Linked DNA regions of Mus musculus: all the other regions are linked to region 2. A link is a loop called in an ENCODE intact Hi-C map of the cell type or tissue named here. Cell type or tissue: left cerebral cortex. All regions are shown on one strand. Region 1 has its middle 12 kb from the start of Gm52123. Region 2 overlaps Ppp2r2a (protein phosphatase 2, regulatory subunit B, alpha). Region 3 has its middle 29 kb from the start of Gm52123.

The links. Hi-C counts contacts between places; a loop is a spot of excess contacts. Peaks named below come from ENCODE experiments on the same cell type or tissue, not always from the same donor. Only the 100,000 strongest peaks of a DNase experiment are listed, where the experiment ranks them.
Region 1: it touches region 2 in a loop (4-fold over the local background); 2 of 42 quality-filtered maps call a loop at or near these places.
Region 3: a loop joins it to region 2, with 1.9 times the contacts of the local background. A loop is called at or near these places in 2 of 42 quality-filtered maps.

The regions. Positions count from the first base shown.
Region 1 is chr14:67,094,010-67,102,009 of GRCm38, forward strand. No RefSeq gene overlaps it. Among named protein-coding and RNA genes, the nearest start is that of Gm52123, 12 kb to the left of the region's middle. In left cerebral cortex, no CTCF peak of the experiment used is centred here; DNase peaks (open chromatin) are centred at 2,729, 3,160, 3,331, 4,166 and 2 more places; H3K27ac peaks cover 4,038 bases.
Region 2 is chr14:67,043,791-67,051,790 of GRCm38, forward strand. All of the region lies in intron 2 of Ppp2r2a (protein phosphatase 2, regulatory subunit B, alpha), which reads right to left. Among named protein-coding and RNA genes, the nearest start is that of Ppp2r2a, 25 kb to the right of the region's middle. In left cerebral cortex, CTCF peaks have their summits at 956, 1,944 and 3,207 (motif pointing right); a DNase peak (open chromatin) is centred at 3,237; H3K27ac peaks cover 542 bases.
Region 3 is chr14:67,110,776-67,118,775 of GRCm38, forward strand. No RefSeq gene overlaps it. Among named protein-coding and RNA genes, the nearest start is that of Gm52123, 29 kb to the left of the region's middle. In left cerebral cortex, a CTCF peak has its summit at 3,098 (motif pointing left); a DNase peak (open chromatin) is centred at 3,140; H3K27ac peaks cover 222 bases.

The sequences.
Region 1 (8,000 bases), 50 kb after region 2:
TGTAGTGTACTGCCTGCTTTTATGTGTCAACTTGACGCAAACTGGAGTTATCACAGAGAAAGGAGCCTCCCTTGAGAAAATGCTTCCATGAGATCCAGCTGTAAGACATATTCTCAATTAGTGATCAAGGGGTGGGGGGCACAGCCCATTGTGGGTGGTGCCATCCCTGGGCTGTTAGTCCTGGGTTCTACAAGAAAGCAAGTTAGCCGGGCAGTGATGGGGCACGCCTTTAATCCCAGTACTTGGGAGGCAGAGGCAGGTGGATTTTGGCCTGAGTTCGAGGCCAGCCTGGTTTACAGAGTGAGTTCCAGGACAGCCAGGGCTACACAGAGAAACCCTGTCTCAAAAAGAAGAAGAAGAAGAAGAAGAAAGAAGAAGAAGAAGAAGAAGAAGAAGAGGAAGAGGAAGAGGAAGAGGAAGAGGAAGAGGAAGAGGAAGAAGAAGAAGAAGAAGAAGAAGAAGAAGAAGAAGAAGAAGAAGAAGAAGAAGAAGAGGAAGAAAGAAAAGAAAGCAAGCTGATCAATCCAGGGGAAGCAAGCCAGTAAAGAACATCCCCCCATGGCCTCTGCATCAGCTCCTGCTTCCTGACCTGCTTGAGTTCCAGTCCTGACTTCCTTTGGTGATGAACAGCAATGTGGAAATGTAAGCTGAGTAAATCCTTTCCTCCCCAACTTGCTTCTTGGCCATGAAGTGCAGGAATAGAAACCCTGACTAAGACATGTAGTGACTTAACACCCATGATCTTTGCACCTGAGAGGTGGAGACAGGAGGATCAAGGATTCAAGGCTAGCCTAGGCCATAGGACATTAATCAAAAGAAGAAAGGAAGGAAGGAAAGAAGGAAGAAAAGAAGGGAGGGAGGGAGGGAGGGAGGGAGGGAGGGAGGGAGGGAGGAAGGAAGGAAGGAAGGAAGGAAGGAAGGAAGGAAGACGAAACTAATATAAACCACGAGTTTACCACTAATTCTAATAAGTATACAGTTGGGCTTGTTCCTAATGTTCTAATTTTTTAAACGCACACACATACACATGCATGCACACAAGCCTGTGCGCGCGTGTGTGTCACACATGTGGACGTTAAAGGATATCTTGTAGGAATTGGCTCTCTCCTTCCACCACGTGGGGTCTAGGATGGAACACTGGTTGTCAGGCTTAGCGTCCAGCCCCCTTACAGGCTGAACCATGTCCTTGTCCTATTGTTTCTTATTTTGTTTTGTTTCCATTTTTTTTAGTGCTTTCCAAATAGGATATGCAGCTATGTCTAGAGACTGATGGATTCAGTGACCTTTCTGCATCACTGAACATGGAGCTCACCGATTGTTTAGATCAGTTAGTTGGTCGATGAGCCCTAGGCAGCCTTGTGTCTCAGCTGCCCAGTAATGGCCTGGAACTCACAAAAACATGCTTACTTTTGTCTCCTGAGTGCTAAGATTAAAGGAGCATGCTGCTCTACTTGGATCATACCCAGGTTTCACATGGGCGCTGGGATACAAACTTGGCTGCTCACGTTTGCACAGTAAGGACTTTATCCACGGAACTGTCTCCCTAGACCCCACTATTTTGCTTGTAGGGTCTAAGTACATCATTGGCCAAAAGAGATCAACGTTCGCTAGTTCAGTGACTGGTTCAAATAATTTAATAGACACCACTAAGCTACGTTCTGGAGATAGAAGCATGAAGGAGGCATTGGCTCTACCTTCAAGAAACTTCTAGTTCTTGGTGTGATGGTGCACTCCTTTAATCTCAGCACTTGGAGCCTGAGGCATGAGGATCTCTGTGAGTTTGAAGTCAGCCTGATTTACATTATGAGTTCCAGGACAGCCAGAGCTACATAGTGAGACTCTTGTCTTAAAGGAAGAAGAGGAGGAAGATGCAGCAGCAGCAGCAGCAGCAGCAGCAGCAGCTTTTGGGAAATATATGATGGCTCACATATAATCCCAGCATTCTCGAGGCTAAGGCAGAAGAGGGGTGTCATAAACTTTAGGCCAGCCTGGGCTACACAGTGAATTCTAGGCACATTGGGTTACAGAGTGAAACATTGCTTCAAAAATACCAAAATAAAACAATCACAACAAATATAAACAAACAAACAACACCATGCTTCTAGTCCAATGGGAGACCACATAGAAACATAGTTACAGTCCAAACCTCAAACTTAACAGTGCAGCTACCTGCCATAGACAGGCTTGAGGGAGCGCAGGGCAGAGGAAGTCTGGAGGGCTGTTCTGGGCTGAGCATGGTGCTTTGAACCTTACTGGTTAATTTACTAAGTTTCAATTACCTTGTTAGTATCTCACCTAGTGATTCTGAGAGCTACCAATGAAGAGCCAGTCTGGAACCATTTCAGCATTTGGTGTCATGGAAGGACACATAACATACAGCATTAAAATTAATTAAGGGGGGGGCGGGGAGAGAGAGCAGTTAAGAGCACTTGTGGTTTTTACACAGGACCCAGGTGGCAGCCAAAAACCACCCGTGACTCCAGTTCCAAAGGTTCCAATGTCCTCTTCCACCCTCTGCAGGTACCAGATGTACATGTGGAACACAAACACACACGCAGGCAAAAACATCCATACAGGTAAAATAAAAACAGTAAATCTTAAAAGGTAAATAAAAAAAACTTAGTAAGGTGTCTCCTCCTTCTCTAGCTGGCCCTGGCATTTGCATATCTTTATGTCTTATGCAAATTTGTTGAAGTGGTCTGGATGGTGGCCCAACAGCTAAGACTGTGTGCTGCTTCTCAGAATCCATGTCAGGCAGCCCACAGCTGCCTGTAACTCCAGCTCCAGGAGATCTGACACCCTCTTTTGGCCTCTCAGACCCTGCCCCCACCCCCAAATACACTTACTATATATATATGGAGGAAATGAATACACATTTGGAAGAAGCCAGACTAACTCAAGAGTTCTGTGCTATACATTCTGAATTTGATGGTCTACTGAATGGTGCTCTTGAACGGAACTTGAACCATGCAGCATGCCCTAAGCCATGGAGCTTGCCAAGGCTGGACCTCAGAGCTCAGCCAGAGGAGAGTCTCTTAGGAGGATCCTAGCTCGAGCAGCAGTGTTGCCGAGGAAGCAAGCACGAGTGGCTGCTGCAGAGGCCTGTTCCATTCAAGCAGGAACATGTGTCACTTCCTCCCTGGCTCCTATATAATTTCTCTGCCGAGGAAGAGGGGGTGGAAGGGATGGGAGCCTCGAAAGAATTCAGAATGGGTCTGGGTGGGGAGGGGGAGGGGAAGGGGAAGGGCAGGCCAAAGTGAAAAAGCCAGTCTGAGTGGAAGAGTAGGCTTTACCCAGCTGTGGCTACACCCAGTTTAAAATCCCCAGCATATTTTTATTTCTTGGCTCCCTTTCAGCCTCCCTCTTAACTGCGCCCTCATCCCTTTTTAAATTCAGTGCTGAGAGCTCGGCTCCCTCCCTCCCTCGTCCCCCACTGCCTTCCCATCCTCTGTCTTGCTCTTCTTTTTGGTTGCACGGATTTTTTTTTTTCTACAAAGCTGGGAAACATGAAGAGCAGACTGCTTTCCTCTCTCTACCCACCAAAGACAGAGTCTTTGCTTCACCTAATAGCAATATAACTGGTATATGTGCCCGTGTACTTGGTCACGCACGCGCGCGCACACACACACACACACACACACACACACACACACACACACACACACCCTACAGGATTCCCACGGGCTGGCTATTTTAGAGAGCTGACTTATCCATCAGCTTTCTTCCTCTTATCTTCGGGAAAGCTGATGGAAGGAAAGGGAAAAGTGGCTCAACGGCTGGGCTTAGAAGGGGAAGAGCCCAATGTGTTCTGTGCTTCTTTTTGCCCGTGAGAAGACAGAGGGTCTGCAGAGATTACTTAAGGGCAGCACCTCGGCTAGAGCTGAGACAACTTCAGTGGGCTCAGCCGGATCGTTAGGGTCCAGCCACGGATGACTCTTTGTACATCCTGGTACTGGGACTTCTTGTGGCCTTCAAAGCTCTTCCCTGAAAGCCACTTCAGTTGAGATGAGTGTTCCAGCTTTTCCGGGAGCTGGTGTGTCACTCAAGTGCACGCTGCGTGTCACAGTTAAACAATCCTCTGACCTTGTGTATTTGAAGCCACCTAGGCATGGGCAGTTTCCCTACTTGCCCTGTTGATTATCTGGAAGTAGCTGAGCTTTCCCTACAGGTTGGGACAATTCTAATTGGCAAGGTGTGTGTCAACAGTTCTAACCTCACAGGCCAGTCAGCATGCATGGCATTGTTCACCTCTCAGAGTGGTTCCCGAGAAGATACCAACTCCCTCCCCATCGCTCACTCGATACCACACACACCCAGCCCAGGGGATCAGATGAGCTTGGGCAAGGACAATTTCCTTTTGTGCTGATTCATCTCCTGCCAATGGGAGGAAGCAAGCTTACTTTTTTTTTTCTCCCCCAGCTTAGGGAAGTGAGAGCCTTTTAAGGATAGATCTCTCGGGGGGGGGGGGGGGGGGAGAGTGACTCAGACAAGGGAGGTAGGAACTCATCACTCAGTGGCCTTTCCATTCAGAAGGCCATGGAGCCAGACTTCTGCTACAAAGATGGAAAGCTATAAATTTAAAAAGATTAAAAAGATTTAAAAAAACAAAACAAAACAAAAAAAGGTCAGTTGGGATGCAGCTCAGTTGTAGAGAGCCTCTCGCTTCGCCTAGCTTGATTCAGGCCCAGGGTTCAGTCTCTAATACTGAAAGAAACAGCAATGAACAGAGAGAGAAAGGGAAAAGAAAAATAAAATCTGTGTTTTTCCATGTATGCCAAGTTACCTTAAACTAGTTAAAATAATATGAGTAGGAAAATGAGGGCCCATTATAATATTTTGCTAATGCCTGAAAATTTTCACAATATTTTAAAAACCTGGATTTTATTTATTTATTTATTTATTTTTAAACCAATGCCCTATTGGTACCTTAATTATAAAAATCTCATGAGTACTTTGTTATGCTAAAGATTAATAGTATGTGCCTAAAATTATTTTGAAAATCAAACTGTACATTAAACAAGATTTTCAATGAATTTAGTTTGAGGCTTTTACATTTTATTTTTTCATGCTAGGGACTGAACTCAGGGTCTCATACACAATAGACAAGGTTTTACTACTGGGAGACACCACCATTGTTCTTATTTTAATCTTTTTGTCACATTAATATTTAGTTATTCAGTATATATATACTTTATATATATTTATAATATATATTTTGACATAAATATATATTTATAATTTAAATTGTGTGTATATCTGCCGGTATATGTGCACATGCGTGTACGTGTGCGTGTGCGTGTGCGTGTGTGTGTGTGTGTGTGTGTGTGTGTGTGTGTGTGTGTGTATGCATACACATATATGCATGCACCCACTGTGGAGGTCAGAGGATGACTTACAGAAGTCAGTCCTCTCCTTCTGCCAGGTGGGTCCCAGGCTCTAGTCAGCTTGTCAGGTTTGGCATTGGTGTCCTGACTCCCTGGGTCACCCTTGTGGACTTCTTGTTTTATCTTATCTTTCATTTCTTAGATGTTGCCGCGTAACTCGGGCTGCCTTTGAACTTGCTGACACTATGTAGCCCAGGCTGCTCTCACACCCTCTATCCTTCTGCCACCTCACCTCCTAGGTGCTGAGAGTGCCAGTGTGTATAACCACAGGCTTCTGTCTTGCCACCGCAAGGCTGGAATGGAGGAGGGCTTTCAAAAGGTAAATGAAGCAGAAGGAGTTAATTTACATGGGAGGAAAGGTTTGAATAGCAAAGCAGAAGCTCTGAAATGCTCAGTTACGGTGACAAACAAGTTACGGTTGACAAACAAAGGGCCCGGTGAGATAGCTCAGTAGGTAAAGGTGCTTTGCTGCTGTGCCTCATGACTTGAGGTCAATCCCGGGTAATCACATAGTGGATGGAAAGAATGGGTCCTCTTCAAGATCTTTGGAAATGTTCATTTCAGCCTTTGTAGGCAAAGTTTTATATTCTACACACAATTCAAGGTTCCTTTCTGGGAATTATAGAGGCTCGTTTCACATACATACTAACAGAAATTTGGGGGAAAATATTGCCTAAAAGCCTCACCTCCTTTAATATTTGTTTTCTCCCCACCCCCACCCCCACTTTAAGATGGGGGCTTTATGTAGCACAGGCTGGCCTCAGGATCACTATTTAGTTGAAGCTGGACATGAACTTCTGATCTTCCTGCTTCAACATCCTGTGTGCTGGGGGTTACAGGCATGTGTAGTCGCTCCCAGCTGGCATAGTTACATGTTTTTGAGGGTTTTTTTTTTGCTTCCCCTGTCATTGCTGGTATTCTGGGATTTCTCCTCCAGAAAGGCTTTTGTGACTCATGTCATTTTACTTCACACTGTTCCTGTGAAATCATGCAGCTAAAATAAATACCGAAGCTGGGAATGGTGGTGCATGCTGACAGTCGCAGCAGTCCGGAGGGAGAAGGAGCAGATCAGAAGTTCAAGGTCATTTTTAGCTCCATTGTAAGTTTGAGACCAGCCTGGGATACATGAGACCCTATTGACAAAACCCAAAAATAGAGGCTGGAGAGGTTGCTGGAGAGGTAAAGACACTGGGCACTGGGCCTGACTACCTGGAGTCAGTGTTGGTTTGATGCTTCAATCCTTGAGTTCACTCCTGCAGCAACAAAAATCTCAGTGGGACCCTCCAGTAGGCTGGCCAAGTCTGTCTGGGCTCTCATGGCATTATATTCCATGGCCACAGTGTTCAGGCCCTGGGCTTCCTCTTGATTCTCGGGTTGGTACAAGATCATAGGAGGACTGTCTGTGTAGTTAATGGACCCAGGGCCCTTAGGCTCAGGGCAGTGGCATCATCTCTGTGAGTAAAGACACAGTCATGTCCTTGGCTCTTCCCCAAATGTCCTTCTATTCACTCCCTCCAGAAGGAACCAAGGATAAACGATGCTCTTTCCAGAGAATTCTCTAATTTTTCTCAGTCTGAATGGTAATTCTCTGAGGAGATTAGGCCAGAGGTCTTGGAGAGAGAGAGAGAGAGAGAGAGAGAGAGAGAGAGAGAGAGAGAGCATGAGAGCCTTTACACCCTTGCATGGAGGGGGAGGGGCAGCCCAGAGCTTGAATTCTAGCCTGGCTCACATTCTGGCCTGAACCCTTTCTCGCTGACACCCTGGTGCAGGACGTGCTGGACACACCGTAGACATTTACTGGCCAGTTGTGAAGAAAGCAGCATGTTTTCCCATGTGGCCTTGGACAGCCCAGCTGACCTTGCCAGGCTTCTATTTCCTTTGCTGTGGAAAGAAGGAACGAAAGACCGGGCCTGCGCAGGCTCTATTTTTCCTCTCAGCTTGAGCATTCTTTGGTTTGAGAAGGAACTTTCTAAATTTAACTGTTATCACTTCTATGTCAGCGTGTTCTGGATAGGGATAAATTCCAAGAGAACAGCCTTATAAATTTGTCTTTCCCAGAGAAATAAGACTTTTGTTTTCTCAGGGTAGCATTTAAGAGGCCAGAGCTGGGGAGGGAAGTCACCGAGTCATAGAGATTGCTCATTGCCTAGAATTAGTCTACACTTGATTGCCTGTCACAGCCTCAGGTACCTGTGACATTAGGAATATCTTGGTGAGGAGGACAGAAAAAAAAAAAAAAAAAAAAAAAAGCACTGGAAAAAAACCAACCCAAAATAAAACCTGGGGCTGCTGACGTGGTTGAGCAGGTAAAGGCACACGCTGCCAAGTCTGATGACCAGAGGTCAAAACCTAAGAGGACCTACATGGTAAAAGGAGTGACCTGACTCTTGCAAGCTGTCTTCTGGCCTCTACGCACATGCTGGGACATTCAAGTCCATACAGAATTTTGATCACTTGGGGGCATAAAAGGCAAAACTTCAACCCCAAAGGAAATCTGTGGTGATAGGCACTTTTCCGTCTCTGATACGTCTGATTGTTCTTTGCAGTGCCAGGGTTCCTGGTAACTGCTTGTTTACCTCTGCCTTCCAGGAGAATACCATGATCACGTTTTTACAG
Region 2 (8,000 bases):
TGGCAACCATCTCAGGGGCTGTGGTTTCAAGCTGAATAAAACCAGGGGAGGGGCAATGCAGACTTTGATTCCTGACTGTGGACACAAGATTAATAGCCACTATTGCCTTCCCTGGCATGAGACTATATCACCTCAAACTGTAAGCCAAGCTTTTTATCATCCCTAAGTTGTTTTTTGTCAGCTACAAGAAAACTAATACAAATACACTCTTAACATGTTGACTAAGCAACTTACTTACCCAAGCACTTACTTACCCAAGTAAAACAAAACCTAAGAAACCAGACACCCATATATGAATGTAAGAAGAAGGAATAACTACTGATATAAGCAATAGCAAGCAGGATACAGCTCGAGATGCCTTGGGCTGGGTGAATAAAGCTAAATGCAAATGGCAACAGAAGTTGAAACAAGAGACCACGAGTTGATTACTAGGGTCAGGGATGAGATGCACACTACAGAGGGCCTGAATGTTCTGGAGCAACTCAACTGCTTGGTGTACCAGTTGCAGTAATGACTGTGATTGGTTTTTCTCAAAGCCTATAGCACTGTATAATCAAAAGAGTTATGTTTACCATGTGAAAATAAGTTTGTCACGGAAAGTAATAAAATCCAGACATTGGAATCCTATCCCAGGCATTCTGTAATCCTAATCTGATATATCACTCACTTGTTACCATGCTTTCTGAATTTTTAAAGCCTTCAAGGTATACCTAAGGCATATAGTATTCTGTAAGTATTACCAGTCATTCAAGTTTCACTTTCATAACTTTACATCACTCATGTTTAAAGTAACGGATTCAAATACTCACTATCATCTGCGTCCTTAAAGGGCTACAAGAGAACAAGCTAGCTAGCTGTCCCATCTTCAGGCTGCCAGGCTCTCCCTCTCTTCAGTCCTGAAAAGCTTCCTCCTTCCCGTCACCAATCTCAACAATGCCCTGCAAGTCACTAACCACTAGGGGATGACAAAAGACTAAGGATAGGGTCCCAGCTCTGCTCTACCAATACGTAGTGGTTTCTGTGTTCACGATTGGGTTTGTCTTTCAACAGAGCATATGCCTTGACATATTTAACAGATATTTCAACCTATCTAGCAGGAACAAGAGTATAATGGCTGGAGAAAATACTATTGTTTTATTAGGAAGCGTCTAATTCAGAAAATTAAGGGTGTGAAAGGGCCATACATCTGCAAACACTATTCAATTTTTCCTAGGACCATGGCTTTCTGTTAGAAAACCTGGAGTTCATAAACTACACTGAACTAGCGTCTTCCAAGAACATGACCACAACATTCCATATACCACAGTCTATTTCTCACATGGTTACCCTTGAGGACCATGCAGCCAGAACACGAACCTCGGGAAGACAAACTACACTCAAAGTAGCACAGGCTTCCCTCAGTTTCCTACAGAACAGCCTGCCGCTGCTCACCTGTAAACAGGGACATGCAGACTAACAGGCGACTCACTTCACAAACACTTAACAAAACTGCATAAAGCTGATAGAGGCCCTTCCAGAAACTTTACCCCCAGCTTTAGATTTAAGAAAGGTCACACACATGGTACAGAGTCCTATAGACACCTCATCTAGTGGCACTACTGTTCACACCTCATACTGCGATTGTCACAGATAGGGAAGCAGCTTGGCACATTTTAAATGAACTGGATAGTGCTGTTCCTCAGTTCCCTCGTGCCTTTTCCATTCCAAAACTTTGTCCAGGTTACCCTACTACAGTCTCGTTACTTCCCTTGGCCTATGAGTTCCTCAGACTGCCTTGTCTTTGATGAACTTGAGAGTCCTGGGCAGTAGACAGTGGGAAATCCCTCAATCTGAGACTGTGAAATGCATTTTTTTAAACGGTAGGTAATGCTGCAACTGTGGGTTCCTGGCAGGAAAATCACAAATGTTAGCATACCGTTTATGTCACAGTATTACAGTGGTACATCCTCCTTGTGGTTAGAGTGGAAATGTCCATGATTTACTGATGACATAGTCCATTCTCTATTCATCTAAGGTTTTTCCTATAGAAAGTTACTCCTAGGCCCCCACATTGTGCTTAGGAAGGTGCAGCCTAAATTCAAGGGGATTGGAGGAAGCTTAAAGCTCTTTGTTAAAATTTAAATATAATTTCAATCTATTTCAATTATTCAACATTTAGCCATTAAAAGCCTTCAGGGTTGGCTTTGGATCCTTTTGGCATGCTTTCACCATTCATATCTCCTCATACTTTATAAAGAAAAGGAGGAGGAGGAGGAGGAGGAGGAGGAGGAGGAGGAGGAAGAGGAGGAGGAGACGGAGACGAAGACGAAGACGAAGAAGGGCAATGCTAGCACATAAGAGAATAAAGTGGGAGCTGTAACTCAGTTACTAGGCAGCTTGCTTAGCATGTATGAAACCCTGGATTTGATATCCAACACCACATAAAGCAAACATGAAGAAGACATCTGACCTCAACCAGTGGTCTCCCCAAGCATGGACATTTACACACACTTACACACACACACACACACACACACACACAGTTTTATTCAAATCATTAGCACAAAATTAACATTTCATTTTATAGGTGCATTTTTAAATAACTGAATTTACACAAGTTCTGCAAAGAGGAATAAACAAAGAATAAAAGGATGAACCACAATCAAAGCTATAACCAATGGACCTCAGACCATTTGACCACGGCTAACACTTTTGTCCTGGAACAAACTGCTCGGTAGTTAGCTAGGCTCTGAAGCTTAGGCGGGTCAGTGTCAGCTCGTTCACATGTTTAATTAGGCACAAGCCTATACCTTAGCTCATCATCTTGTTAATCTTCCTGTACTTGTTCTTTCCAGATGTGGAGAGATGGATTGAGGAGAGCAGGTAAACACGTTATCTGTCTCTCTGTACATTTCACAAGGTCCATTCAAGACTCAGAGATTGGTACATACTTATATTCCAATTAAAAGGCACGATCCATTTTCACCATCTTTTCTTTGACCCCACAAAGCTACTTAGATATGACTAACACAAATTTTTTCAGAAAGACTCATTCAGAAATATATAAGGGAATGCTCAGACTGGGGTGAAACTTAGCACTTGTGAGGCTAACACACGAAGGGGAGGTTAATACGTTCACAAAGCAGTAACTTCTTACTTAAAAGGGATGGCTATCTTCAGGTTCTTTCCCTGAAGAACTTTAGGAGGCTCTTTTTAGACTGTTGTCCTCTAGAGGGAGCTCAAAGTCCTCAATAGTTTTCCCAAGGTCAAGCCACTAAACCCACACAGATCTGATTGTTGGAGAAACAGCCACTGTGCCATGCAAAGCAGGTCCAACTTAATGCTGTCCTTTGGAAACCTCTTCCCTTCAAAACTAAACCCCTGACAAACAGGCCACACCATTTCTTTCTTCCCTCCACTTCATAGCCGCCCCACTTGGCACTGACTAGACCATTCATCCCTCTTACCTGAGAGGCAGAGGGCAGACAGTGGTGGTAAGCACCTGGAGGCAAATGTCTTCGACTCTTGACTCTCTGTTGCGTCCAGAGAAGCCTGAGTCAGTGCGTTCCCACTGTCTTCACATCAGGACATGGACAGAATGAGATGGTTGGCATTCTTTTTTAAGATAAAGCTGCTTTTGTCTTCCTAGGTTCACTCGGGAAACCACTCATGTACGATACCTCAGGACCACATTAGTGCAGCACAGGCACAGAAAACAAACCAAAAGTGTGACTGTCATTTTCCTACCTGGCCATTCATTATCTTATGCCTAGAGGAGGAAGCTTAGCCTAGCTCTTAGAGACTCCTTAACCCCAGCATTAAGGAGACAAAGACAGGCAGGCAAACATGGACAACCTGCTACTACCTAGAGGTGTCCTAGCCCAGTCAGGGCTACACAGTGAGACCCTTTATAAACAGCAAAATAAAACAAAATATTAATTGTCCCTAGGGTGTTATGGTCAATATAGCCTTGGCCTTTGTTTTCCAAACACTCTACTTTAGTTCACTGAAATCTGAGCCTACAGCCCAAACAAGTAACAGTATCACAACTGCCTTGCTCTGTTGCTTCTTCACACACACACAGAGCCTGGGCCTGTGTCACATAGCAAACCCCAAGCCAGCAAGGGCTACTGAGTGAGACCCAGTCTGAAATCACCAGTAATACTGATGGTGGTGATACAAACATTTCTTCTGGTGTGTATGCAAACAAACCACACTTCACATCTATGGGTATCTTAGTCACCAACCAAGGATGTTTCTACTTTCACTTTTGAGATAGGGTCTTAGGGTGTGGTCCTGGCTGGCCTGAAACTATGTGGACCAGACTGGCAGCAAACACAAGATACTTGCCTGCCTCTGTCTTTGCTGGAACTAAAAAGCCCATGTGCCACCACATCTGGCAGATTTTATATTTTTAAATGGTTGAAAACTAAAATATTCCACGGCACTAAAAACACACAGAAGTGTAGCTATAGAGGTTTTTAATTTTGAAATTAAAAAAACAAAAGAAAGGTCTTTCAAGGCTGAAGAGATGCCTCTAAGGACCCACAACCATGCACAACTCCAGTTCCAAAGGATCCAACACTCATTTCTAATTTCCAGACACCTGAATGAATGTGACGCATATATATACATTTAGCAGACACATAAAATATTTTTTCCCACCGAGCAGAGGTGGTGAATGTCTTTAATTCCAGCACTCGGAAGTAAGGGCAGGTGGATCTCTGAGTCTAAGGCCAACCTGGTCTGCAGAGTGAGTTCCAAGACAACCAGGGCTACACAGAGAAACTCTACCTCAAAAAACAAAACAAAAAAGTTATTTTCAAAGTAATTTCTTTTAAACTCAGAATTGGTTTCTATCGATGTGTGTATTTATAAAAGCTTTACAGACTACAACTGTCATAATCACACTATAAGAATCAGGACACACTGCACTGTCCATTTGTCTTGACAGTCATTCTTAATTCAAATTTGATTTCTCATAGGTTACAAACTCCTAAGAAATTTAGATGAAAAGACTAGAGATTTTTAGATTATGTTAAAAATTTTTTACAGGCTTTATTCTAATATCCAAAACCAGAACACTGAGTTTTAACTAACAACAACCCTGTCAGCTTGTGTCCTGTCAACTGCAACACAGAAGACTGGGAATCGGGAGGAGGGAGAGCAGATAGGAGAGCAAAGCAGAGGTGCTTTAGAAATCCTAGTAAGCAACCCTGTAGTCAGAGCCAGTGCAGTGCAGTGCAGTGCAGTGCCATGCTGTGGTAAGCTGCATGTAATGTACTAGCATTTAATTCCCACCACAAACAGGTACACCTGTTTACATTAATACAAAGACTTAACAGATGAAAAATCTAAGGCCAAGAGGCCAAGAGGTCAGGTATGAACAAATCTTCAAACATGTGCATAAAATAAAGATAAATATCAAGAAAAATAAGTTTAGGTCTTCCCACTGGCTCAGAGGACCTCATCACTAATAGGCAGATATGTGCCTCAGAAGCTCCAGTTAACAGCGTCTAAAGAGCAAATAAACAAAAGAAAGAAAAGCCCGCTGGATAACTAATCCAAAAGATTACACCACTGATTTCCTCACAAACCCTTAATCAAAGGAACACCTCACGTGCCTTTATAGGAACAGCAATTTAAGCATGCCATGGTAGCAACCTACACTCCCAACACTTAAGCTAGGTGGAGGCAGTGGATCAGGAATGCAATGCCATTATTTCCTGCAAAGGATGTTCAAGGCTAGCCTGAGACACTCAAAAGTCAAACAGAAAGGAGAAAGGAAATTACAGTGAATTCTTTCTACTTGGATCTTTTTTAAAATTCTTTTTCCTCTTAATTTTGGTAGGTAAAACATCAGGTAGGCATTTCCTGACCTGGTCTGCAGCCATACTTAAAATTCAATTCCTTGTTTCCATTACACTTCTCAAAGGAAGTTATGTTTCAAATAACTCTGTGAATGTGTTCTTACTAAATAAGGGATGAGAAGAGTCAGAACTGTCCAGCAGCAGAAGAATGCATTCTGAAGGCAGCCCTGCCAGAAACATGGATGGATGGACGGACGGATGGATGGACGGATGGACCAACATACAGAAGAGTAGTAACAAGCTTGTAAAAACAAACCCAGCAGGAGAAAAACAAGAAAAACTATAGTCCATCTGCACATCTCTGAGTGAACTACAATTGAGCAGAATGTTGTATGAGCAGCTAAATGGATCTGGCAGGAGTTTACAGAAAGCACTCAAAGTCATATGGCATTTCAAGGTGATTTCCTTCTGGGGCAGGTAAAGAAAACCAGGGTTGCAGGCTAAGCGCCTTGAGGCTTTCCTATCCTTGGCAGCTGAGCAGGAACCACATGAAGAGATGACTGGGTTGGGGGCTGCTGGTGAGGTGGGATGTTTTTCCAGAAGCCAAGCAGACAGTGTTTTGGAAAAGCAGTAGCCATAAACTGCATTTAAAAGAACTTAAAAATATATGAGCAATGGGGGCTGAAATTTAATTTTAGGCTTGATGACATGGAGATTTTCTGTGTAACTCCACTGGACTAATGTCTTCAAAATAAAAACAATTGTTTCCGATGGCCTTATTTCTGGGGGCTGTCAGGTGAAAGGATGCTCCAGAGGGAAACTATGTAAGTGCCAACTACAGACTCACTCCCATGGCTGCTGTCAGACATCATTTTTCCTGGATGCTGACCTGAGATACCAGTTCTCTGCCACATGGATTCCAGAAAAGTTCACAATCATGGTAGCTGGTCATGAAAATGAAAGAAAATGAAAGGGAACAGCACAGACCTTTGGGTAGCCTCATCTGTAAGTGTATGTCATCACTTCTGTCATGCTTGTACTAGTCAGTTGTTAGGTGTGTCATTCAAGGGAGAAACTTATACAAAGAGCAGAGCAGCAGAGGGCAGTGTCCATTGGAGCCATGTTAGAGGGTGCCCACTATAGTTCCTTGGTCAGCACAGAAAAACAGTTAAGAACTTCATGGCCACGAGGTAACTTGACTACAAGCTAAAGAGAGAAGCCTAGAGCAGTTTCATCTTTGAGCTTCAACAGCCCTAGCTGCCTCCCTGCCTCACCCAACTCCTGTGTGCACAGGCCTGTGTATCTGTTGCTGTTATTTAAGAGGACCTAACACAGGGCCTTGCAGGACCTCACAGGACCTATGAGGCAGACACTCTACCATTTAGTTACTACAGTCCCAGATCTCAAGCTACTGGATTTTTAATCCCTGCTTCAAAATACAAAATACTCATTAATCTAACCACCTATAGACCACTATCATTTCCACCTAGGCCAATCAATACCGGTCCCTTCTCCTACTCTTCAGGGGGCTCTCAACCCTGTAAACAAACACTAAAGCAGTCAACAATGTCATCTTTCCCAGCTACTACTGTGTACCTGCCAAGTGCGTCTCACGGCTTAGTTGGGGCACTCCTCCAGGGTTTCCAAGGATACTGAACTCTCCCTATTATGCTGTTGGACACTTCAGAGTGTTTAACACGTGGGTTTAGATCATCATTCACTACCACAAGTCAATAGTGCTAAGGTACTTTGCACATTCTTTCAAAGCCTGTTTTGATAAAAAGTGATAGGAAATCTGTATTAGTTTTCCTACCTAGTCTAATTCTACTCTTGAACAAAACAATGTTGTTTTCACCCACATCAGTAATTCCCAGGATATTTTCTTCTATGGTAATTTTACTAACTGCTGAATTCTAAATGTCACCAAACTCAATTCAAAACACAAGTTTAGGCCAGGTGTGGTAGCAGACATATATAACCGTAGTATCAGTGGTCTAAGGGAGGAGAATTACAAGTCACAAGCAGCCTAGAACATATAAACTGTCACAAAAACTCCACAAAGCAATTTAAACTCAGCTTATTATTATTTTCTGAGACAGAGTTTTACTATTTGGCCCTGGCTGGCCCGGTACTCACTATTTTAATCATACAACCAACAGTAGCCTTGAACTTTGCAGAAATCCTACTGTCTCTACCTCTTAGGTGCTAAGT
Region 3 (8,000 bases), 67 kb after region 2:
TCATTTACTATCCTGAAGCTCAAGGGTGGCGACCTGTTTGAAAGAACACTAGCTGCCTGGGGGACCCTACGGACTTTTGCTTGTTTACAGGTGAGGAGAACCTGAGCATGCTTGCAGCATATTTCAGCTGCTTGGGGCTCAGTGAATGATATAACGTGGGACTGGAGCAGGCATCAGAGAGCATGGGGGGCGGGGGAGTGCTGCTGCCTCCCCTGGTTTAAGGCTGTGGAGCAGGCAGCAGAGGGTCATGGGTGGGAAGGCTCTGTCCCCTCTCGTGGTTTACTCACAAGGCCTTTCTTGGAGAGGAGCAGGTACAGTTCTAATGTTTCTTTCCAGCTGGCTCATCCTGTGACCTTCAGAAAGTTCCCTCTCTGCTCCATTGTTTCACCCTGAGCTTCGAGAAAAAAGGGCTCTTGATACCGCCTACATTGTTCATCAGACGGAGTTATTATCAGACAAGCCCCAGGACTGGGGAGATGGCTCAGCAGTCAAGAACCCTTTTAGAGGAGAGGACCTGAGTTGGGTTTCTAGCGACAATGTCAGGTAATTCACAGCTGCCTGTAGTGGTCAGACACCTGAACTCGGTGCACAAACCATGCTGGCCCTGTAGCAGTGTGGCTAAGCAGTACAGGAAAGCTGGTGATTGCTACTGTACCCACCACTATCTAGTGAAGCTTAGACAGAGGCAGGAGAATGGCAACTGATGCTGCAGACTGGAAATGCATCTTAGTGGAGATGCATTCCTTGAGGAAACAGACTGGCCTAGGCCCTCACTTCAAAGTCTAGTCCCCACCCTGTACTTTGGCTAAAACATTTTGCTTCTCTGAGAAACAAGCATCCCCTACTCCACAACCCACCACCATCCACTGTTCTTAGCTCCTCACTTGGGGCAGGAGCTGTATATGTGTTATTTACTTAAATGTTTTTTGTTTATTTATTTGTGAGTACAGCTTCTGAGGATGGGAGAGTCAGTTTTCCTTCCTTCCTTCCTTCCCTCCTTCCTTCCTTCCTTCCTTCCTTCCTTCCTTCCTTCCTTCCTTCCTTCTTTCCTTCCTTCCTTCCTGTTTGCTCTTGTTTGTTGTGACAGGGTTTCTCTGCATAGTCCTGGATGTTCTGTGGAACTCACTCTGTAGACCATGCTGGCCTTGCTCGCCCAGAGAGTCAGTTTAAGGACGTGGTCTCAGTAAGTTGACAGTGCTCCAAAGGGTGATCCACATCCGACACAGGCATGTATGTGGTGGTCTAAGGAAAATTTGTGGGGAGTCACTTCTCTCTCTTTACTGTGCGGTCTGGGGCTTGAACTTGGGTAATTAGACTTGGCCTCAAGCCCTCTTACTGAGTCATTTTGCCAGTCCCTACATATGTTATTTTGGGTTTTTGTCTTTTTTTTTTTTGATTAAGAGATGTATCTAACAAAATAGAAATCAGTCCTTCCGGACCCACAGAAGCTTAGCACATTCAGTTCATAATATATGCTTGGAGAGCAATGCACAATAATTATTTGTTACAGATTTTTACAGCAAAAGCTAAAATACATTTGAGGGAAACATTCTAAGTGTTACTATAGATACCAACCACTAAGATGACCTTACAGCAAGTCTCTTTCTGGTTATTATTATTGGTTATTATTATTGGTTATTATTATTGGTTATTATTGGATTGTGCAGGAGCTGGGGACGTGGTTCCGCCAGTGCTTCTACCTTACAGTGTTAGGATATGATTATCTATGTAAAAATCCCAGGCGTGGTGGGCCGCACTTGGAATCCCAGTGCTGGGGAGGTGGAGACAGGAGGGTCCCCGGGGCTCACTGCACAGTTAGTCTAGCATCCAGGCCACTGAGAGATGCTGCTCAAAGGATGGTGTTCTTGAGGGTGGTACCTGGCCTTGTCCTCTGACCACCACACACAGCAGATATGTATGCATGCATGCATACAAACATGAAAACACATATATGGATACATACAAGCATGAAAACACATATGGAAAAAGAGAACAATATTGTGCAGCACTATTTTCTTGCAATTAAAATGAATGTTAGTTTGTGTTACAGCTTCTTAGTTAAAATTGTTTTAAGTATGTCTTCTCATATTTAGACTTTTTGTTTTGCTTTGTTCTTGATTAATATATTGTATTGTTATTATGTTATTATTGCTGTCGTTCTTTTTTTCTTTCTATCTCATTTCTTTTTCTTTTCTTTTCTTGTTCTTGTTCTTGTTCTTCTTCTTCTTTTTTTTTTGAGACAGGATTTCTCTGTGTAGCTCTGTCTGTCTTTGCCTTCCAAGTGTTGGGATTAAAGGCATGTGCCACCACTACCTGGCTCAGCCCCCTGATTTTAAAAGGAAGTATATAAATTATTATTCTTTTTTTTTAATTAAAAATTTGCCAGGAGTATTGGTGCACACCTGTAATCCCAGTACATGGGAGGTAGAGACAGGCAGATCTCTGTGAGTTCGAGGCTACTCTGGCCTACATAGTGAGTTCCTGAACAACCAGTGCTGTTGCACAGAGAAGTCCTGCCTCAAAAAGAAAAAGAAAAAAACCCAAAACAAAAATTGAAAATTTTTCTTTGTGTATGCATGTGTGTCTGTGTATGTATATTACCTGTGTGCTAGTATGAGCAGAGAATAGAAAAGGGCATTGGAACCCGTGGAGCTGAGGTCACAGCCAGTTGTGAGCTCCCCAACATAGGTTCTGGGACTTCGTGTCCTCTGCAAGAACAGGAAGGACTGAGCCATCTCTGCAGCTGCCCGAGTTTGTTTGTTTGTTTGTTTGTTTGTTTTTGATGGTTTGAAACAAAGTCTCACAAGTAGGCTGGTCTGGAAGTTACTATGTAGCGGAGAACGGCTGAACTTGTGTTCCTCCCGCTTCCTTGCTGGTCAGGATTATATGCTTGCACCAACCTATTTGGTAAACTTTTGTAAATTCAACATCGATACTACCTGTCCACCTGCACAATTTATTCAACTACTTTCCAATGCTCAAGTCATTTTAGTAAACTTCAATTCTTCATTACTGCCCAGGACCTATTTTTAAGAGCACGCAGATTCCTATCCACCCCAGAAGCCATTCCTGGCTTGGCTCCCTCTACTGTTAGTTGATATATACCCACAGAATGCCAACGCGTTTTATTATTAGCCTGTGAGAGACCCAATTAAGAAGGAACCACAAACGTTTTATTTTTAAAACTAGGATGTGCATTGGTTTCAAAAGCAGTTTAGGAATGCCTTCTGCAGAGAATGAATGGAGTCAGGTCCCTTGCATTGTGGCTTTCTTTAAGCAGAGGATACCAGTGCTAGGGTTACCCACTGGTCTTAGTTACTTTTCTATTGCTGTGAAGCACTCAGGGAACCTGCCTCAGCTGGTAAATCTCTTACAATGTGAGGATGAGTTCAGGTCCTCAGCACCTACATAATTCCAGAAAAGCATGCCGGCTCATCTGTAATCCCAGTGCATGGGAGACAAAGACAAGGGATCATTCCCAGTGCAAACTGTCTAGTTTGGTTAGCCACATAGACAAGCTGAGAGACCCCGTCTCAATGTATAAGGTGGCGAATGACTGAGGGAGACATCTCAATATTCAGCATCAACCTGTGGGCACCACATGCATACCCACACATGTATATGTGCATCTATACATATGTGAACATACATACATGCATACTGCATACATGTACACATACATGCACACACACACATACATGATGAAAAGTCTAGGACTCAGCATTTAGAAAACAAACTAATGTAGAAGGTGATAGAACCTTTGGGAAGTGGAGCCTAATGGGAAGTCCTTAAGCCCCCTGGGCTTGTAACTTTGAGAGAGATTATGGCACGTTATTATTCTCTCTTCTTCCTCCTTTTCCTTGTTTTCCTCTTTATCCTAGCCTTGGGGTAAGCAGTTTACTTGATCACACCCTCTCCACCAGCATCTCCTCATGACACCCAAAGCAATGGGCATGTGTGATATTGGACTCAAACTTCCCCAAAGAATCTTTGTTCCTTATAGGTTTGCAATCTCGGTTTTTTTTTTGTTTTGTTTTGTTTTGTTTTGTTTTTTTTGCTTAATGAAAAATGGAACATTATTTCTTGACTCTGGACAAGGCCAGCTTCTGTAATTATTTTACTATAGACAATATCTACATAGCTGCAACAATTATATTGCTTTAGAGTTTACATTAGGACTTTTGTTGGGGATGTGGCTCAGTTGGTAGAGTGCTTGCCTTGAATGTGAAAAGTCTTGGGTTCGAGTCTTAACAACACATAAACTGGATGTGTTGGTCTGTGCCTGTAAGCTCAGCTCTTGGGAGGCAGAGGCAGAAGGATCAGAAATTCAAGTCATCTTGTTTATCTAGTGAGTTTAAGCTAGCCTGAGCTACATGAGACCCTTGAGCTACATGGGGCGGGGTGGGGGGAGGAGAGAGAGAGAGAGAGGTGGAGAGATATACATATGTCTCCGAGTTAAGAGGGCTTGCTGCTCTTCCAGAGGACCTAAGTTCAGTTCCTAGCACCCGTATCAGGCAGCTCACAACTGCCTTTAACTCTAGCTTCAAGAGATCCAACACTCACTTCTGGCCTCCACAGATACCCCCAAATGACATCACATATTCTTTCATATTCATGCCTCATCCCCTCACTCTCCCAGGCCGGCTTCAAAGTCACTGTATATATAAAGGATGGCTTCAAACTCCATATCTTTTTTTTAAAGATTTATTTATTTATTTTTATCTATATGAGTACACTGTAGCTATCTTCAGACATACACCAGAAGAGTGAATTGGATACCATTACAGATGGTTTGTGAGCCACCATGTGGTTGGTTGCTGGGAATTGAACTCAAGACCTCTGGAAGAGCAGTGATCTTGTCCGTAGGTCTAGTATTATAGCCAGCTAGACAGATGGATGTCACTTGCTACATACTTGCACTGTGCCCAAGGAAGTTCTCCGACTCTCAGACTTCCCACCTGAAAAGTGACAGTAACTATATTTACCAAGCAGCAAGATTGCAGATAAAAATTCAATGAAGTACCTAGCTGGCCACAGAGGAGTGCTCCAGAAAGAGATGCTGTTTTTATGAATATAATTGTCTTAATTTTTTACAAAGAGATTTCTATAATGTCTTAATGTCTCTCTAGAGCGTTCAGGTTCTAGCATTTGTACTGTCTTCCAGTTATTAGGTCCAAATTAGCTATGTAAGTCAAGCCTGCCTCTTAGAGACTATTATTTCTGACTAAAGATATTTAAAAGTTTGTTCCTTTAATGAATTGCATGATTTCAAGAGCTGACAGCTCTTTGATCTAATTTTCTGACAGATTATGCAAGAAATAAATATTGTATTGAAACCCTAAAGCTAGTCAATTCTTGCCTCTCTCCTTCTTTCTCTCTCTCTTCTTTACCCCCGCCCCCCTCACTGCACCTCAGCTCAGCAGCTTCAGAGATAGAAGACACCCCAGGGGACCACAATTTATTTCAGATTTGGGCCCAGACGGCCGGATCTCCAAGATGTTTGTGTTGTACTTGTTGGTCTTGGCCTGGCTTATTCCTTACCTGTTTCTATGGCATTCTCTCTATCAAACTTCTTCTTTATGGTGTCTGGCACAATGTGGGATTCCAAATATGTTCTGTGGGCCAGATGGCTCACGAGGGGAAACTGGGGTCAAACTGGACAACACTCAGGGCAAAGAGGCATGACTAGGGCTTTCTCCAGCTGCAGGCAGCAAGGCAGATGGGGGAGGGCTCCGGGATCCCATGGGGTTTGGCTAGCTTGGCAGTTCTCTTTTTGTCCTCTCTCCAAAAGATGCTCCTGGGAGCCAATGGGCAAGCTCTCCGTGTTCATTTTGTATCCTGGGAGTGAGCACAGAGGCTTGGCAAGGGAACATTAGACCCGTAATAATAATGCAGTTCTCTGACATTAAAGTGCAAAACTATTTTCCGTGACAGCTTAAAATTAATCACCGCCGCTTGCTGCCATAGATACCTCTCCTTTAAGCAGTGCCAGCATTAGGACAACTATGAAGGCAGCCACATGGCTCCCAGGGAAAGTCAAGAAATAAGCAGAGAGGTTCCACACAGCTGATTTTCTACACATCTGCTTTTGTCCTGGTGAGGGGTGCTTTGTGCAAACACAGTGTGCTAAGACACTGGCAATTGATCATGCGAGCGAGCTGCCATTGACAATTGCGGTGAGATTATAAATGCATCTGGAGCTCTTAGTGACATTGATGAACCACCAGAGCACTCCTGCTGTGCACCGGAATGCTCCGGAAGTTATTGCTCATTGGCTTTGAACTTGCAACAAGGGAGAAGAAAGAAGCCTCTGCATCCATCACTTTGTCTTGCTGGCGGAAATGAATAATCAAACAAGCAAAGGCAACCCAGATAAGCCCCGAGTGCAATTATTCAGAGCAGAATTAGCTCTAACTGGTATTAATATTGTTTTGGAGTGCTGGGGATTGAATCAGGGTCTGAGCACACCAGGTAAACCCTTCAGGCAAACCCTTCACCACTGAGTTACAGCCCCTGCTTATTTCAATATTTCTCTTCCCAAATCAATTCATCTTTATGCTAATGAGTTCAAATTGTCTTGGAGGCTAAGTGATGAGTGTGGGACCCCTCCCTCACCTTTCTGAGTCCCTCTCTGGAGAGATAGCCGTGTTCCTCACTTGTGTCCTTTAAGGAGCTGTTCATTTTTAATTTTTGAGACAGGGGATCTTTATGTAGCACTGGCTGTCTTGGAACTCACAATGTAGACCAGGCTGGCTTTGAACTCACAGTGATCCTCCTGTCTCTGTCACCCAAGTGTCGAGATTAAAGGCATATACCACCATGTCTGGCAAGAATTGTTTTTAAACTGGACATGATGGCTCAAACCTGTAATCCCCAAATCAGAGAGATGGAGGCAGGAGGATCAGGAGTTTAAGGTTATCCTTGGGTACATAGCAAGTAGAAGGCCAGCCTGGGCTACATGAGACCCTGTATCACAAAGCAAATAAGGGGCCTGGAGATGGCTCAGCAAGTAAGAGCACTTGCCTCATAAGCCTGACAAAGTGAACCAGTGCCTGAAACAAAGGAGAGGTGGAAGAGGACCAACTCTGGAGAGTTGCTGCATGCGTCTCTGGAGAGTTGCTGCATGCGTCCCATTTGTGTGCGGTGCTTCAGATCTCACTGCATTCACATACATGCTTGCACAAGAAAGATCAAAGACAAAGTCTGAGGCCAGCCTGATCTACAGAGTGAGTTTCGGGATAGCCAGGGCTACAGGGAGAAACCCTGTCTCATAAAATAAAAAGCAACAAGAACAAAATCAGAAACAAAAGAAATGACTTGTTCGCATGCAGCCTGGATGTGTTTCGTGGTTTTGATATTTCTCTCTTTTACAGTTGGTTCTTGTAACCCTCTCCACAGCAGGACCTAGAGATCTGCAGTGTAGTTTTGAATGGTACATGGTATTTCTTGTTGTTCATTCACGTCTCTGTGCTGCTCACTAATGACTCTGGCTACTTAGGGATTTTAGCTTATTTGGTTTGCTATTCCAAACAACCCCAGTGGCCACATTTTTGGTATTCTTCTCTCTTTATTTTCTCCTTCTTGCCTCCATGTAACATCCCTGATTGTCCTGAAACAGGACAGCTCTGTAGACCAGGCTGACCTGCAAGTCACAGAAATCCATCTGCCTCTGTCTCAAGAGTGCTAGGATTAAAAGCTTGTGCCATCACACCTGGCTTGTTACTTGTCTTTTATGTACACTGTGCAATCTTATCTGTAAGATAAGTTCCTAGAAGTGTAATATGCAGGTCAAAGGGGATGCGAAATTTAATCTCAGAAGGTTATTGTGAAATTGCTTTCTCCATAAACAATAAACATACCAAATACTTTCTCCACGCCATGGACTGTGAGGGCATGAGGGCTAGAATTCTGTGTGGTCCTTGGGGGGGCTGAAGAGATGGCTCAATGGTTAAGAGTGTGTGTTGTTTTCCCAGAAGATCTGGGCTCAGTTTCCAACACCC